2 separate regions of the Mus musculus genome follow, and region 1 is linked to region 2. Evidence: chromatin loops called from intact Hi-C (ENCODE). Cell type or tissue: gastrocnemius. All regions are shown on one strand.

Region 1 (8,000 bases), 120 kb before region 2:
ATCATATTATTAACCTATCATACTTTTAAAAACTTTTGTTAGCTTAAAAGCATACTTTATTAATTTATATGAAAAATAAAATTGCATTGCTAATAACACTTCTATTAAGTTTACCACACATTTTTTGTCAGGTACTAATGTAGCAAATTGCAAATTAAAACAGAAATACCACCAGTGAATTATGTTCTACCTTCAAGAACCTTATATATCTAATTCCCTTTCCCAGTATTTTTGAGTCAGTTCTTAGCAAAGTAATACCAACTAAAACCTCACCCTTTACCTTCTACACATGTACCCTGGTGCAGATAGGCCTTCCCCAACACACACATGCACAGTCACTCACACATACAAACATTACTAATGAATTAACTTTTTTAAAAATTAATTAATATTGAAGTAAAAATTCAGTTACGAACTGGGAACACTGTTGGGCTCAATGCCTAGCACTACAATATCAGGAACTACTTATACAATTAATTTCATCTTCAAAGAACACTAAAGATGGGGGAAGGCTACAGGTAAAACAAGAGGCTTTATAAATTGAGTGCTACTTACGGTCGGCAGCTTTTCACCAGTGTTTTGAGAACATTTTCTATAGAACTAGAGGAGAAAAAAGCCAGTTGATAAATTACATTGGTGTATTTAAAGAACACAGTTAATTCTATAACCTGTACCTCAAAGATAAACACACAGGTTCATATTATCTGTCTATATTTAATTCCTAAATCTTCTCTGCTACATACAGAATTACAAGAATTATCTACCTAGACTTCCTCATCTGCTTTTTTTCCTCTACCCTCATTTTGTTCTTTGTATCTGTGTATGATAAGTAAAACGAAATAAAACACTATACCAGAAAAAAAGATAAACCCCTTTCAATCTTTACAAAGTAGATAACAATACCATATTAAACACATACAAAGTAAGCCCAATGGCTGAAAACTCTAAAGAATAATTTTTATTATAGTGCTTTTGCATCAAAATATGAACTGTGATATAATGAAATATGGTATGATAAACACAAATAGAAACACAAAAATGTTCAAAATTCAAGTGAAGGACAGGGGTGTTAAGGTTTCAGAAATTTTATCATTAAACCTTTTAAAATTCTTCAAATCCAGAGGTCTGTACAATTTCTCTGAAAGCTTAAGAACTAAACTATAAGAAAATTCCAAGGAACAAACTCAGACAAGCACCTAATATATTAACATCAACCTAGAAAGAAACTGCAGCCTCATTACTAACTACTTTAGTCATCATCTTTCACTTTCACACTTGGGGTGAGGGTCAGCAAGTAACTCGGGGTGATTTTCACACACAAAAATACCAAACAATTAAGAAACATAGTATATTGAGCATAAACTTTTCTCTACATTTGAAGCTTCCTGAATCCCATGGCTGTACTTATTAGTCAAGATACCTAATGTGCTTCTAATAGAGCTATTCAAATCTGCAGGGACAGTTCAATTATTTCTGTGTGCTTACAATACCCAATAAACACTTTTTATCACGGGAACAAATAGCACAGCGCTTGGATCTTCTTTCAGTTTGAATTCAAGAGCCAATTAGTATCAAATTATAGAATCAACATGTAGAAAGCCATCCGGTTAATTTAAGTTCAGACTTTAAAGATAAATTCTGAAACATGAACTGTCTTTCTAAGAAAAGAAAAGAGCCCTTGACTTCCTAATGTCTGTGCTCACATTAACTTTCTATTTTACTGATTTGGTAGCAACTGACTTCAGATTTAGATGTTGCAGAAATCCTGCTCTTTCTCCTAAGTAACTTCACTACACAAAGAAAGAAACCTTTCTAACATTAGAAACTGTTCCAAAAAGTAAGTCATTAAAGACTGCATAGCTAAGTGTTTCGTTCATTCTAAATGTAAGCACAGGAAGTTAATGATAACACTCCTGTAACTTGTTACCAACTCAAGGGTTTTAGAGTGTGATTTCATTCATATAAAAATCAATTCCAACCGATCTTCCACATAAGGCCTGTACCATGGAATTTATGCTCTTTATTCAGAAAAGGGTACAATCTCTCTAACCTGTGATATCTGTATAGTGACCTTTTGTGATTCTTGTAATCTCTCAAGATGAAGGGAACAATGTTTCTGTTTAAAAATAAAATAAAAGGTTAAGGCTAGATGCTAATAATTTTTAGAGGGAGTGAGTAATCACTACTTAAGTTCCAATTGTTGGGAATTTATAATACTAAACTGGTAACTCAAACTGTTCATGGTTTTAAAGTGATCTACAGAGTGATTAAGCTTTAGATGGAGTTTCTCACACCCCATTTTCTCTTAAAAATGGTAGTTCATTTACAAAAGGCAGCCATGGGTACACAATGCTTCAGGTTGAACCTAAGAGTCAGACAAATCTGAATTTGAAAATCAAGTCATTGTTCCTAAGAATATAGTATTACAGCTTAGTACTTTTTATCATGGCAAATACCTACCCTCTCATAAAGCTATTTTAAAATTAACTGAGATAATATATTGAAAGCTGTTGGGTAGCTCGGAATTATTTATTAGGCATCACAGCAAATATTAACAACTATTAATTCATGCTTTGCAAAAAGCATTGTACGTGCAACTTCACAGAAACAAAAACTTGTGCACCTTTTACTGCTACAGCAATTTTCCTGCCTATCAATCATGAATTTATGATTCAGGATATAATACCCAGATGAGAAATTTCTTTTCATCACCTTACTATTCTGTACAAAAGTGAATTCTTAAGCTCTTGTTCCAGTTTGAGCCTCATGTAAATTTTTCTCTACACTTCAATTTCCTCATGATGGCACTAATGCTCTCTGATTGTTCCAAGGCAGGACAAGAGAGTCAACCATTTCTGTTCCCAGTTACTAAAAAGTGAATTTCAAAGTCATGGAGGCTGTAACCTGACTCTCCTAGTTCTTTATAACTATCAAGATAAGATTAGCTTTTCTTTTATTTTAAAAAAATTTTAAAGAATCATTTATTTATTTTATGTGTATGAATGTTTTGTCTGCATGTATATGTGCATCACTACATGCCTGGTGACTATGGAAGTCAAAAGCTGGAGCTACATACAGATGGTTGTGAGTCACCATTGTAGGTACTAGGAATCAAATCCATGTCCTGTGGAAAAAGAGGCAGTGCTCTTAAACACTGAGTCATGCCCAAGATTCACTTGTAAACCCCCCCCAACACATGACACATTCAAAATAAAAATAATCCCAGAAATATTCATAGATTCAACTGAACTAAAATTTCTGTCAGACTAACTCTATTTGCTTTTTTTAACATATGAATTGGAAAACAACAATAATGGTGCATTCCTTCTTTCCCTGCCTTAAACTCCTAATTAAATAGTATTCTTTTTTCCCCTAACAATGTATTAAGTCAGTTTTACCTTCTTTCTAAATCTAAACAAACTCATCTTTAGCCAATCAAACATTTTTCATTACCCATCTTTCAAATCTCACACCACTCTGTTAAATGTCACTTTTACAGCCATTAAGATTACTTCATCAGTTACACAGAAGAGACACCATCATCACCATGGAGGCAATGGTAGCACTAACTTTTCATTAAAATTAAAGCATTTTTCTAAAATAAATGTTACTGTAATCACCCTTCCTCTCATGTAAATTTAGCATGATTACTTGAACAATCTGAACTATTCTATGTATGTCCCAGGCAGGGGACGGGATACCCAAGGAGGCCTGAAGAGGGCAGCAGATGCCCTAGAGCTGGAGTTACAGGTGCTAAAAGCCTAACTTGGATCTTCTGAAGAAACATATTCTTTTAATTGCTGAGCCCTTTCTCCTCATAATGTTCCTCAAATGCTGTTTTAGAAATCAATGCAATTCAGTGTTTACTGATGAAATAACTGGTGAAAATGACTTACTGACAGTTCATTGGGGGAATGACTTTCTTCATTTTATTAACTATTAAATTTTGGGTCCAGATCATTAATGAGTAATAAGAAACCCCAGAGTAGAATATGTTATTTCCATGTTGTAAACAGGTAAAGGTAAGAATAAAAGACTTATGTGATCATAAATTGCCCTTTGTAAACCAAGTGTATTGACACATGCAATTCCAGCCCTAGGGAAGCAGTAGCAGAGGAACTGTGAGTTTGAGGCCACTGAGCTATATATAGCAAGACCTGTAGTGGAAGGGGTTGATTCCCTAATTGGTTCTTGATTGTGTCAATAAAGGAGGGAAAAGTCACTTGCTGAATGAAGGGAAAAAAAGGTGGGATTTCCAGGTCCTAGGAGGAAGAGAAGGGACACAGAGAAAAAGGATTCAGACCAGGCTTTGGAGCAAGGGGGAAGCTACAGACATGTAGGTCTTGGGGCCCCTAGAGTTTGCAGTCTCCGCCTACACAATGAGTAGGGGCCAAGGAAGATGGAGGGAGCTAGTTTTAAAAAACGGCCAGCTGGCCCTTGCTGGAGCTGAGTGAGACCAGTGGTGACTGATCACAGAGCCTAGCCTGGAGAGTGGCAGGCAGAGCTCCTGGAAAGGCAGAAGTTTGATTTTTAAAAAATTGCACCCAAAAAGACCTGTCTCAAAAAACAAAAACAACAAAAGCAAATGACCCTTTGTTGAATCAATAGAGGAAGCCAGGCTAGGGTAGATATCAGTGGTACAACACTTACTTAGCAAGTCAAATCCCTGGGCTCAATTGCTAACAACCACAAATGGTAATGGGATAGAGATACACAGGTAATCAAAAACTAAGTACCAAGCCAGGTGTGGTGGCAGGACTGTTGGGAGCTGGAGGCCAGCCTAGGCTACACAACAAGACCCTAGTCCTTCCCCCTCAAAAAAAAAAAAAAAAAAAAAGTAAAAAAAAAAAAGTAAAGAAAGGAAAACAATTTTTTCCTACACGCATATACACTATGAAAAATAGTATGCATGGTAGCCTTAAAATATATAGAGGAAAAACACTTAAAAAGGAAAAATACTTAAAATGTCCTTTTACAAGAACATTAAGTTGTGACAAGACATGAATAGGAAACAGGAGTCAAAAATACAATTTTGTATTTTGTACTAAATTAAAAACTCTACTAGGTCAGGTGAGGTGGTGCATTCCTTTGTCCCAGTACCCAGGAGGCAGAGGCAGACATTTCTCTGAGTTCAAAGCCAGCCTGGTCTGCATAGTGAGTTCTAGTACAGACAGGACAACATGGAGGCCTTGTTTTAAAACAAACAAAAAACCTAAAAACTTCTTTCAATTACCAACAGTCTCAGTACTTGAAGTCTGAGATGGAAGGGAAGAGAAGGAAGAGAGGGTAAATGTTTTGATTATCTTTGCTCTAAACAGAACCAAGTTTTAAGGTAGAATGAAATACATGGCACTCTGGGGCTGGTGAGATGGCTCAGTGGGTAAGAGCATCCGACTGCTCTTCTGAAGGTCCAGAGTTCAAATCCCAGCAACCACATGGTGGCTCACAACCATCTGTAACGAGATCTGACTCCCTCTTCTGGAGTGTCTGAAGACAGCTACAGTATACTTACATATAATAAATAAATCTTTAAGAAAAAAAAAAAAAGAAATACATGGCACTCTAAGCAGTGGTTTCCATAAGAACAGAATACACCAGGCACACAGAATTGAAGAGCTGAAAGACAAACACTTAACAAATGAAGCACTTCTGATTTTAAAAAACCATCTAAAAATAGTACAAGAACAGGCTGTCAAATGACAAAGCTGTTTCAAATATGTCAAAATGCATCTAAGAAAGAACTAATATATCAAAGAACTAAAATATCAAATCTAAGAGAGCAAGTCATAAAATGGCTCCTTATAAGTGAAAGGATGTTAAGAAATAAAATGTTGGTAAGACCCAACAACCTTATTCTTGACTATAAAAGCTTGCAACATCACCATGCCAAAACAATGTTAAGCAGAAAAGCAGTAACTATCCAAACAGTCCCCTTGCAGAAATTCAGCAGAACAATGAAGTGCTGGGAAGAACAGGGCGGTCCCAGGACTACTGCAAGCACTGCTGTGTGACTCACTGGCTTCTCTACCATTTCTGCTCAAGAGCCAATAGCAGTAGTCTTCAATTCAAGGGAAGCAGAAGCGAGTTAGGCCAAGAAATATTTAAGTATTTCAAAACTGAATTTATAAATTTAATATTATTCCTTTGTTTAGGACACAGATGTCTCCCCAGTGCTGAGATAAAAGCTGTGTAATGTACACCCAGCTTTTCAAAACTGAATTTCTTGAAGAGAAACAAAGTAACAATCAATTTACTTAACAATGTAGTCCCTGAAAAGACAGGTACACAATACTATGTATCAATCACTGTAGGTTAGTGGATCCATATAGTTAGACTTTCTGAGAGCACCAATTTTAGTCTGAAGCATATATGAAGAAAAAAAACCTAGTACAGATAGGAATATGTAAAACAAAACAAAACACCTTATAAATATCCACAAAATACTTCATATACTTTATCTCAGAGTACTGGGAACACGGAAGGGTGTATTAAGTGAAAAGACCTAACACGGGGAAAAAGCTCATGTCCTAGAAAGATCTGTTCTTACAGAATCAAAAAATAGGGAAAAAGGCATGATTAATCAAAGCAGAAGACCATTGGGGTGGTGGCATATGCCTTCAATTCTGGGGAAGCAGAGACAGGTGAAATACTGTGAGTCTTTGAGACACACAGGGAAAACAGGATGGGCTGGAAGGTAGGTATAGCTGGGTATATCTGTGTGTAAGTGTTGGCAGGGCAGACTATTTGAACCTAGTGTTTCACACATGCTAAGCATGTGCTCCACCAGAACAAGCCCCAATCTCACAGGGTATTTTTAATGATGTTTTAAAAAGATTTATTTTTATTAGTTTTAAATTATGTGCATGTGTGGGTGTAGGGATGGGCACATGCAGGGATGGGCAGGTGCCTATGGAGGGCACACACATCCAATATCCCTGGAGATGGAGTGACAGTAGGTCACTGTGAGTGGTCCAAAAGGATGCTGGGAACTGGGGAACCAAATTTAGGTTCTCTGCAAAGAGCAAAATGCTGAGCCATTTCTCTAGTAACCATAGGGCACTTTCAAAGAATAATGATTGAGGAGAACCTAAACAACCTTAGTGGCCAAAAGCTAGGTACATAAAATATCTTATAATTTGTGAACTATCCCAAAATAACAACAACAACAACAACAAAGTATGAAGCTAGGTATGGTGACACACTTCTATAATCCCAGCACTAAGAAATATGTTTAAAGCAACTGGTTTCTTTTTTACTCTTGAATATCTAGTGGAACATCTGAAAGTCTTAAAAATGTGTTGTTGTTTTTAAAGACAGGTTTTTGCTTTGTATCCCTGGATAGCTTTCTACATACTATATAACCCAAGCTGACCTCAAACTCATGGCAAACCTCTTGCTTCAGCCTCTTGATGCTAGAGTTAGATGCATGAACGATCTCACTCAGATTATTACAACCAAATCATTAAACTGGCAGTTGGTAGAGATACAGAATCATGCCAGGCTGAGGATGAAGTTTAGTTGGTACAAGCACCTGACCAGCAGGCACAAGGCCCTAGGTTCAGTCTCCAGCAATTCTCACACACCCTGGTACACAAGCTTCATGTTGCTGTCATTCTTCTACAACATGGCTTGAAACACAGCAACACAGAACAGCACTAGAGAAATGGGGGCAAAAGATCTAGAGTTCAAGGCTAGTCTTGGTTCTGGAGTGCATCTGAAACCTTATCTCGAAAACACATTAGACAAGGATGATGTTTTTTCTTTCTTTTCTTTCTTTTCTTTTTCCTTTCTTTTCTTTTTTGCTATTGTTGAGACAGGGTCTCTAGGTAACCTTGGCTTCCTAGAACTCATGTAAACCAGACTGGCCTTGATCTAACAGAGATCTGCCTACCACACCGAGCTATGTATTATTCTTTGAGCACCGAATTCCAGATCTCATTTTTACTGATACTCTTCCCAGAAGTCTACTGTACACATTCCCTGTGGCTTTACATTATTTC
Region 2 (8,000 bases):
AGTCCAAAATCTGGGCTGGCAGGCAGAACACCTAGAGATAGGCCAGTCTTGCAGATGAGGTCTGAAGGCAGTTAACTACAGAATTTAGTCTTGCTTAGGAAAGTTTGGACTTCTTTTTCTTTGTTCAAATTACATTTACCTGGATTGGGGAAATGGCTCAGCAGATAAGAGTGTTTGCTGCTCTTCCAGAGGATGTTATTAATGCCCTTCTTAAAATCTTCCACTGCCATCATTAGATATGATTTTAAATCCGAGTCTTGCTTTTTAGGTGTGTTGGGGTATCCAGGACTCACTGTGGTGGGTCTACTGGGTTCTGATGACGCCCAGTGTTCTTGGTTTCTGTTAGTAAGATTCTTACATTTGCCTTTTGCCATCTGGTAATCTCTGGTGTTAATGTTCTAGCTGTCTCTGGCTGGAGCTTGTTTCTCCTGTGATTCTGTTAGCCTGTCAGCACTCCTGGGAGTCCAACTCTCACCTGAGTCCCAGTGGTCAGAGCACTCTCTGCAGGCAAGCTATCCTCTTACAGGGCAGGTGTCCAGAAGTCTGGAGCTCTGATCCACCTCCTGAGTCCTGGGGTCAGAGCCCTTCCTGTAGGCCAACTCTCCTCTGGCAAGGAAGGTGCCCAGGGGTCTGGGTCTCAGTTCTGCCTCCTGGCTGAGGATGAAGACCCGAAGTAACCATTCCCAAGAAGCTCTGTTGCTTCTGCTGCCCATGTGCTCTCCTGTGTAGACTGGTTTCAGTGATTCCCAAGATCCTGGGTGTGCTCAAGTGCCCTGCAGCATGGAGAGTCCTCTGGGGATCTTGGGGCCCTCAGCTGAGATTGCACCCAAGATGGCGCGGGGGTGGCACCAACTAGAACCAACCCCAGCCACTGGTTGGGCAGGTGTCCTTTGTCTGTGTTCCTGCTAGCACAAGATCCTCTGGGTGTTTTGGAACTGATGTTGTGTTCCACTTAGCAGTGATCTCAAGGTCCCGGGTGTGCTAGGGTGCCTGCAGCGTGGAAAGTCCTCTGGGGACCTTGAGACCCTCTGCTGAGATCACGCCCAAGATGGTGTGGGGGCTGGCTTTAACATTTCATATTAAGCATTCTATAGTGCTCAGAGTAAATAGGTTCTATCTTAAAAATCAGACATTTGAAAACAAATTAAACTTTTTTCTTGTGTAATTAGCAATCATACGTGTTGGATTGGAGAGGAGAGGAGAAGAACAGTGATTGGGGGAATGAGGGAATGATGCAGACTCTTGAAACCTCAAAGTCCACCCCAGTGATATATCTTCTCCAACAAGACTACATCTCCTAATCCTTCCCAACAGTTCACCTATTAGGACTAAGAATACAAATATTTCATCCTATGAGGGCCATTATTATTCAATTCACCACAGATGATGTGTTCTATGATAGTCATTTCTGTAGTAATTCTAAATCTAAATTGTCTAAAGTTGACAATCAAGATTAAACACATTAGTAAAACATATGAATTTTAAAATAGAAATAAATTTTCAGTATTTCTATTTAGTGTCAGAATACTTAGTCTATACACATGTTTAATCAAGTTTTAAGCTTGATTTTTCTGCATTTTCATAGCTTTTCATATTTTTAAATTTGTTACTTTGCAGCCTAAATCTACTGCAAATTGATACTAACAAACTTATAGTAGTTGAGTTATGGGTCTTAAAGGCAAAACTCAAGTTCATAGGTAGGATGATGAGCCTAATGTGCTGGTTTGAATAAGAATGGCCCTCATGGGCTCCTTTATTTATTTGAATGCTTGGTCATTGGAAAATGGTAGTACTCAGCAGGGGTTAGGAGATGTGGCCTTGGTGGAGTAGGTTTGTCACTGACAAACTACTGGGTTTTGGGATTTTAAATGCTCAAGTCAGGCCCCGTTTCTCTTTCCTTCCTGCTACTAGAACTCCTAGCTCATTCTCTAGCACCATATCTGTCTGTGTCCTGCAGATAATATACTAAACCTCTGAAACTGTAAGAACCCTTCAATTAAATGCTTCCCTTTATCAGAGTTGCTACAATCATGGTCTCTTCACAGCAACAGAACACGGACTAAGACAGCTATAGAATGAAGGAAATTCCTGAGTGATCAAGAGACTTCATGTTCCATTGTCATAAGAACAATTACCCATGTCTTCCCAGCACAGAATCTGTTATTGTTAGAAGCATACATAAGTGTTAGTATTTGTCAGCTTGCTCATAGTGTCTCTGCTAAAGGCTGTACATTAAGGATGTGATAAACTACAGCCATAGCAGGCCTTGTGAAGCTTGCATGTTGTCTGGTTTTCCCATTCTGCTAGAACTTTCAAGATCACAGACCTCTTTCTATGTTAAATTTCATCTTATTGGTGACTTAGAAAGAGTCTAATTCCCACTTTTGATCTAGACTGTCAGACTGAGACAAACCCCAGTGGGTTAGTACATTCAAGGTAAGTCAAGTCTTAGTTTATTGAGAACAGCCATTGTTGGAGTGATCACTGATAAATAAAGTGATAGGAAAAAATCTAAGAGAATAGAGAATCTAAGAGGGTAGAAAAAGCTCAAACATAAAGTATGGAGAACTCTGGACAAACATGTGACAAGAGGATGACCTTTTATCAAGAAGCTAATACCAGGCTTCATTATCCTAGAGTCCTGCTGGTGACTCTAGCCTGTGCCACTGCAAATGTCCAGTCTGAACATTATATCTTCATGGCTTCCTAGATGTTGGGAACAGAAATACCTTTAAAATAGAACTTAAATTCTACCCTCTAGACAAAAAGCAGACCAGATGAACAAGGGTCCCCTGTTCTCAAAATACAAGAAAAGTTTACCTAGTTAGGCCCATCTTCCTAAGGATTTCATATAAATCTTAGTATGCAGTCTATCTCTTACTTACAAATAAGGCAGAACTGATTCTTGTCTTGTGGCTCATTGAAAGTACAACTAACAGTCATTATCACTGAAGAAAGAAGTCTAAGTGTTTTCAACCTAGGATTACTCACTGGGAAATGAATAGTCTGTGTGAGTCAGCCACATTTTGCTGAGGTCTTGCTGTGTTCATCCATATCTTGTCTTGCACTGCCCTCTTCCTGCTGTTCAGAAAAGGGCCTTGAAGACTGGATGCTTTAGGAATTTCCCCATTGGGGAAATGTCAACTCCAGAGTAGATTATGCTATAGAGATTAGGTCTGAGAGAAAATTGCAGAGTTTGATTCACTCCTATTACATGGGTTCTGGAAGACCAAACTCAGGCGGTCAAGCTTGGGCAGCAAGCACTCTCTGCAAATTCTTTTCTCTTTTCTGTTTTGAATCTTTTGATTAGGACATGTCACTCTCTTGAATTTATCTCCTTTAATTTTTCAATATTGGCCACCAAACCCAAGCCCTTGTATATCTCCAGTGCATTCTTATTTTAAATGACTCTAAGTATTTAGATTCCAATTCTATATCTTCTATTGTGTTTTGTACCTTGTCATCACTGAAAGAACACATGGCCTCACAAGGTCCCATGCTGTATAGCTGCACTCGAGGCACAGCCAATGGCCCCAGAGTGAGTGAAAGTGATACGAACTCATGTCTGCCGCCCAAGCCTGCTGTAGGGCAATGCCTCGGACCACACCCACAGCCCCAGATAACCAAGCCATAGTATGTGTGTGTGTGTGTGTGGGGGGGCATGAGTGAAAAAAAAAAAAGCCATGAAGTAATTTGTGGCACGCTCTAGTTGTAATTGGCTGAATTTAGCTTAAAAAATGCATTCTGGTACTGCAAAATCACTTAACTGAGCCCTTGATTGCAGAATATGTACCTGTACTAGGGTCCCACCCTGATAGTTTTTCTCTGTGCTTAACAGAGGCAGGCAGATCTCTAAATTCTTTTGCAATGTTAAAATAAATGTGCTTGCTATCTCCTAAGAATTAAGAGGCTGGGGCCCTGGGATACTGATTGGAATAATCAAAAGGGAACCTGAGGTAATGACTGGACTGATGTGTAAATAAAAACTGGGCTTTCAATCTGCAAGAGATGAGCTATCTAGAGAATTTTTAGAATAGCACAAGAGAACTTCCTGGAGAACTCTATGAGCAGAACGTAGAGCAGTCTGGAAAACTATCTCAAGCAAAACATAGGCTGCCAGCTAGGACCTACAATCTGACTTTGAGTTGTTTGTTTCACTGCTCTCAAACACCCCTTCTCTCAGGACCCCTCTCCAAGCCAAGGCAGGTCCTTGACATTTGCCTGCATGTATGTCTGTGTAAGGGTGTCAGTCCTAGAATGAGAGCTGGGTATGAATCCCAGGTCTGCTGGAAGAGTAGCTGCAAGGAATGCGTGGCCCCAGGAGCCACTTTTCCCAGTGCTTCAAAGCTGCCTGGGGTGCTCTGGTTCCCTGCTGCACTTACCACGCGGTCCTCATGTAACCAAGCCTAGAGCGTGTGTGAGTGAATATGATAAGGTAGAAGCTCAATGAAGTAATGTGTGAATGCCTTAGTTATGATTGGCTAAAATTGGTTAAATAACTTCCAGTCTGGGACGGCAACTTACTCATTCCTGGAGTCCAACAGAAATGTCAACCTGCTTAGAGACGAATCCACCTGGTCGCCCGCTGCCAAATGAGACAAGCCCACATCTCTCAGACCCAGCTCCAGCTCCAGCTCCAGCAGAACCCATAAAGCAACAGAAGACTTCTCCAGCGCCTGCCATCAAACCAGGCTACGATATAGGGTAGACCGGAGGTTAGTGAAGCATATATGTATGTGTGTGTAAACAAGTACAGCCCCATTTTACCATTTACTTGTTTATTGCTACTTATGAATAAATAAGCTGTTATAACCTAACCTCTGAGTTTGAGACTTCCTTCTTGCCTCTGTCATCAATCCCAATTCACAACAGTTTTGCAACTGTAGCCAATGCTCTTAACCACTGGGAGCGCTCTTCAGCCCCTGAAGGATTGATTTTTATTTTAGATGATGTATTTACATGAGTGTGGGTTTGTGCATGTGGACATGATGCTATTACCTTGTAGGTCAGAAAAGAGTATTAGGTCCTCTAGACTGGGGTGACAGGCAGTGGTGAGTCACCTGACTTGTGTACTAGGACCAGAACTTGGGTCCTCTGCAAGACAAATATGTTCTCTTAACCACTGAGCCATTTCTCCAGCCCCAAATTTTTCTTTGTTATACTTCTTCAACTGCACAGAATCATGTTGTATTTTAATTTATTTTATTTTTGTTATCCATGCCAGGAATGGTATCTATGATCATAAGCTTTGATGATACTATTTTTAAAATGTGTGTGTGTGTGTGTTTCCAGGGCATGCATGTAGAGGTTTGAGGATAACTTTCAAGAGTCAGTTCTTGCCTTCTACATTTTTAAGTCAAAGTTTCTTTTATTTCTCCTTTTTCACTCTATATTCCAGGTTAGCTGGCCTTCAGGCTTCTGGATAAGTCTTCATTTTCCATATTGCCATAGGACTATTGGCATTATGGGTGAACAGCACCACATCTCGCTCTTTATATAGCTTTTGATCATTAAACTCAGGTCACTAGGTTTGCACAGCTAATGATTTTACTGCTCAGCCTCTGGTTGTAGTTTTCCATGTACATGTATCAAACTTTATTTTAAATTACATTGAATTGACCATTCCAAGCCTCAGCCCATTCATTGGAGACCTTGGGAATTTGGGGGAACAGTGATGGATGAAAAAGCACATCTGGTATTTTGAAAAACTAATAATCCTTTATTGGCTGAAAATGAGGCTAGAGGGAAGAAGAGGAAGGATTTCTTGAGCTCTGTTCGCCACAAGACTAGGCAAAGATGAAGTCTGACTCTCCCTGCCCCTGCCTCTGCCCTACAGAGGAAAAAAGGGAGAGAAATTTGGACTTTATCGGTAGACTCTTCAGAATTTTTCAGGACAAATGTCAACAACATATTATGAGCTTGAGCTTTACATAACAAGCAAATGACACAGGATGAATGACTGAGACAGTAGAAACCAGCTTGAACATAGGGTTTATTGTCTTTTGTGTCTGAGTGCTAGCCCTAGGGCTGGTTTGATTCAAGATCTCCATTGATATCAGAGAATGTGTGGGCTTTCCTGAAAGCACCAAGTATTCTCTTCTGAGGAGAGAAGTATGGTTGCAGGCAGGCTCATATCCTTGTTGCCAAAAAGGTCTGCAGAAGAGGAAAATCCTATTCTTTGACACATCTATGTAGATCTGAGGTTATTTGAATGCCATTGATAGAAACCTAATTTAGGCTACTTTAAGCAAAATGAGTGAGCCTGTGAATCTGGTGAATTGTGTGGCTGAAAGTTTGTGGGTTCTTTTTTGAAATAGTTAAACAGTGTCACCCAAATAGCTCTGCCTTTGTGTGGCTCTCTCGGGGTGTGGCTCTAATCCCAGGCAAGCTTTCTGGCTCTCTTGGCAAAGGGTTCTGGCAGCTGTGACTCCAATGACACAGCTCAAAGTCTTAAAGGGAGCATTGACTCCAGTGGTCCCAGCAAGGTCTGGAGAAGACAGTGCTTGGCCTGTGTTTATCCCTGAGCCAATCAATCATTGTACACAGGGACAAAATACTCTGGTTAGTTAGGAGTGGACCTGGTAACTCTCAACTAGTGTGACAAAGAGATTAGCCCTAGCAAACTCCCAAGGACCAGCAGAAAAGCAGAGTCTGTTTAAAAAAAAAAAAAGGAAAGTAAGAAAGTAAGCACTGCACTACTAAAAAGAATAAACAACAGTGCCAACAACTGTCTATGACATGTTTACAGAATGAGAGGAAGACTTGCCATCTAAAAAAAAAAAGAAGACAAGAAGGAACAATGCCTAGATCAGAGCAATAGATGGATAGATGGCCACTAAATCCTTGCATTAATTTATATTATTTGCCCTAGCCATTTTAGGGACTCCTTAAAGAGTTACCTGCCCAGTTTTTTTTTTTTTCTAAGAAGGCAGTAGTTAGGTGATTTACAAGATTTATAACACACTGATCTTATTAATTCTTTTCAGTTGGCATACTAGGCATGGTTTTCCCATCAGCTGCTTCATAACTGTGTTATGTTCCAGTAATATAATTTCAAATCTCACACAGACCCATGCTTTTATTCAGTCTGACATGAAGGAGTTTTATGAATCAGTTACTCTGATTTCACTTCTGTGGTCCAGCTTCCCCATTTCTAAAATGAGCTTTAACTGTTCCTCCTGTACTTTAAACATGTTTATGAAGATGAAATAAGGTCAATTTATTTCAAAGTGTAGGGTTCAAGACAACACTTGGAGTGATGCTCTGAATTCTTATTGTCAGAGGTGTTTAGTGGTATCTCGTAGCAGATACCATGAGAAATCAATTTGCAGCTTAAAGTATTCTTTCTGTCAAATAGACAATAAGGCGCCCCTCCTCTCTTGCCCCAGCCAGCCAAGGCCAGCAGCAGGAAGAAAAGCCTGTGGCAGAGGATGGAACTCAGATGCCATTTAAAGCCTGAAAGAGAGTCATAGGATACTAAGGCAAACAGATCAAAGTTCCAAGTTGAACCGTAAAGCAAGAGGCCAGCACTTAGCCAGGCATGGTGGTGCACTCGGGAGGCAGAGGCAGGCAGATTTCTGAGTTCGAGCCTGGTCTACAGAGTGAGTTCCAGGACAGCCAGGGCTATACAGAGAAACCCTGTCTAATAAAACAAAACAAAAAAAATAAATAAAATAAAATAAAGCAAAACAAAACAAAACAAAACAAAACAAAACAAACAAAGAAAGAGGCCAGCACTTACCTAAGTGTACCTTAAGGGATAGCATTTTTCTGTTAAAGATGTAGCCCTTTCAATGAACTTTGAGGAGCTGCAGAGATGGCTGTTAGTAAAAGTGCTAACACAACCAGGAGGACCTGAGTTTAAATCTCAGCAGCCATGTAACAAAACAGACATAATCTCATATCCAGCACTATGGAGGGCAGGGCTAGGAGAACCACTGGGTCCTGCTGGCTGCCACTGTAGCTGAAAAACGAGAGCTCCAGGTCCAGAGAGAAACCCT

The links. Peaks named below come from ENCODE experiments on the same cell type or tissue, not always from the same donor. Only the 100,000 strongest peaks of a DNase experiment are listed, where the experiment ranks them.
Region 1: it touches region 2 in a loop (9-fold over the local background); 32 of 42 quality-filtered maps call a loop at or near these places.

Annotation. Positions count from the first base shown.
Region 1 is chr11:30,795,414-30,803,413 of GRCm38, reverse strand. Psme4 (proteasome (prosome, macropain) activator subunit 4) reads right to left here. Exons shown (of 47, transcript NM_134013.3): 4 at 556-600. Among named protein-coding and RNA genes, the nearest start is that of Psme4, 28 kb to the right of the region's middle. In gastrocnemius, CTCF peaks have their summits at 2,816 and 3,712 (motif pointing right); a DNase peak (open chromatin) is centred at 3,718; H3K27ac peaks cover 1,150 bases.
Region 2 is chr11:30,671,344-30,679,343 of GRCm38, reverse strand. No RefSeq gene overlaps it. Among named protein-coding and RNA genes, the nearest start is that of Acyp2, 26 kb to the right of the region's middle. In gastrocnemius, CTCF peaks have their summits at 3,082 and 4,918; DNase peaks (open chromatin) are centred at 3,065 and 6,425; H3K27ac peaks cover 2,508 bases.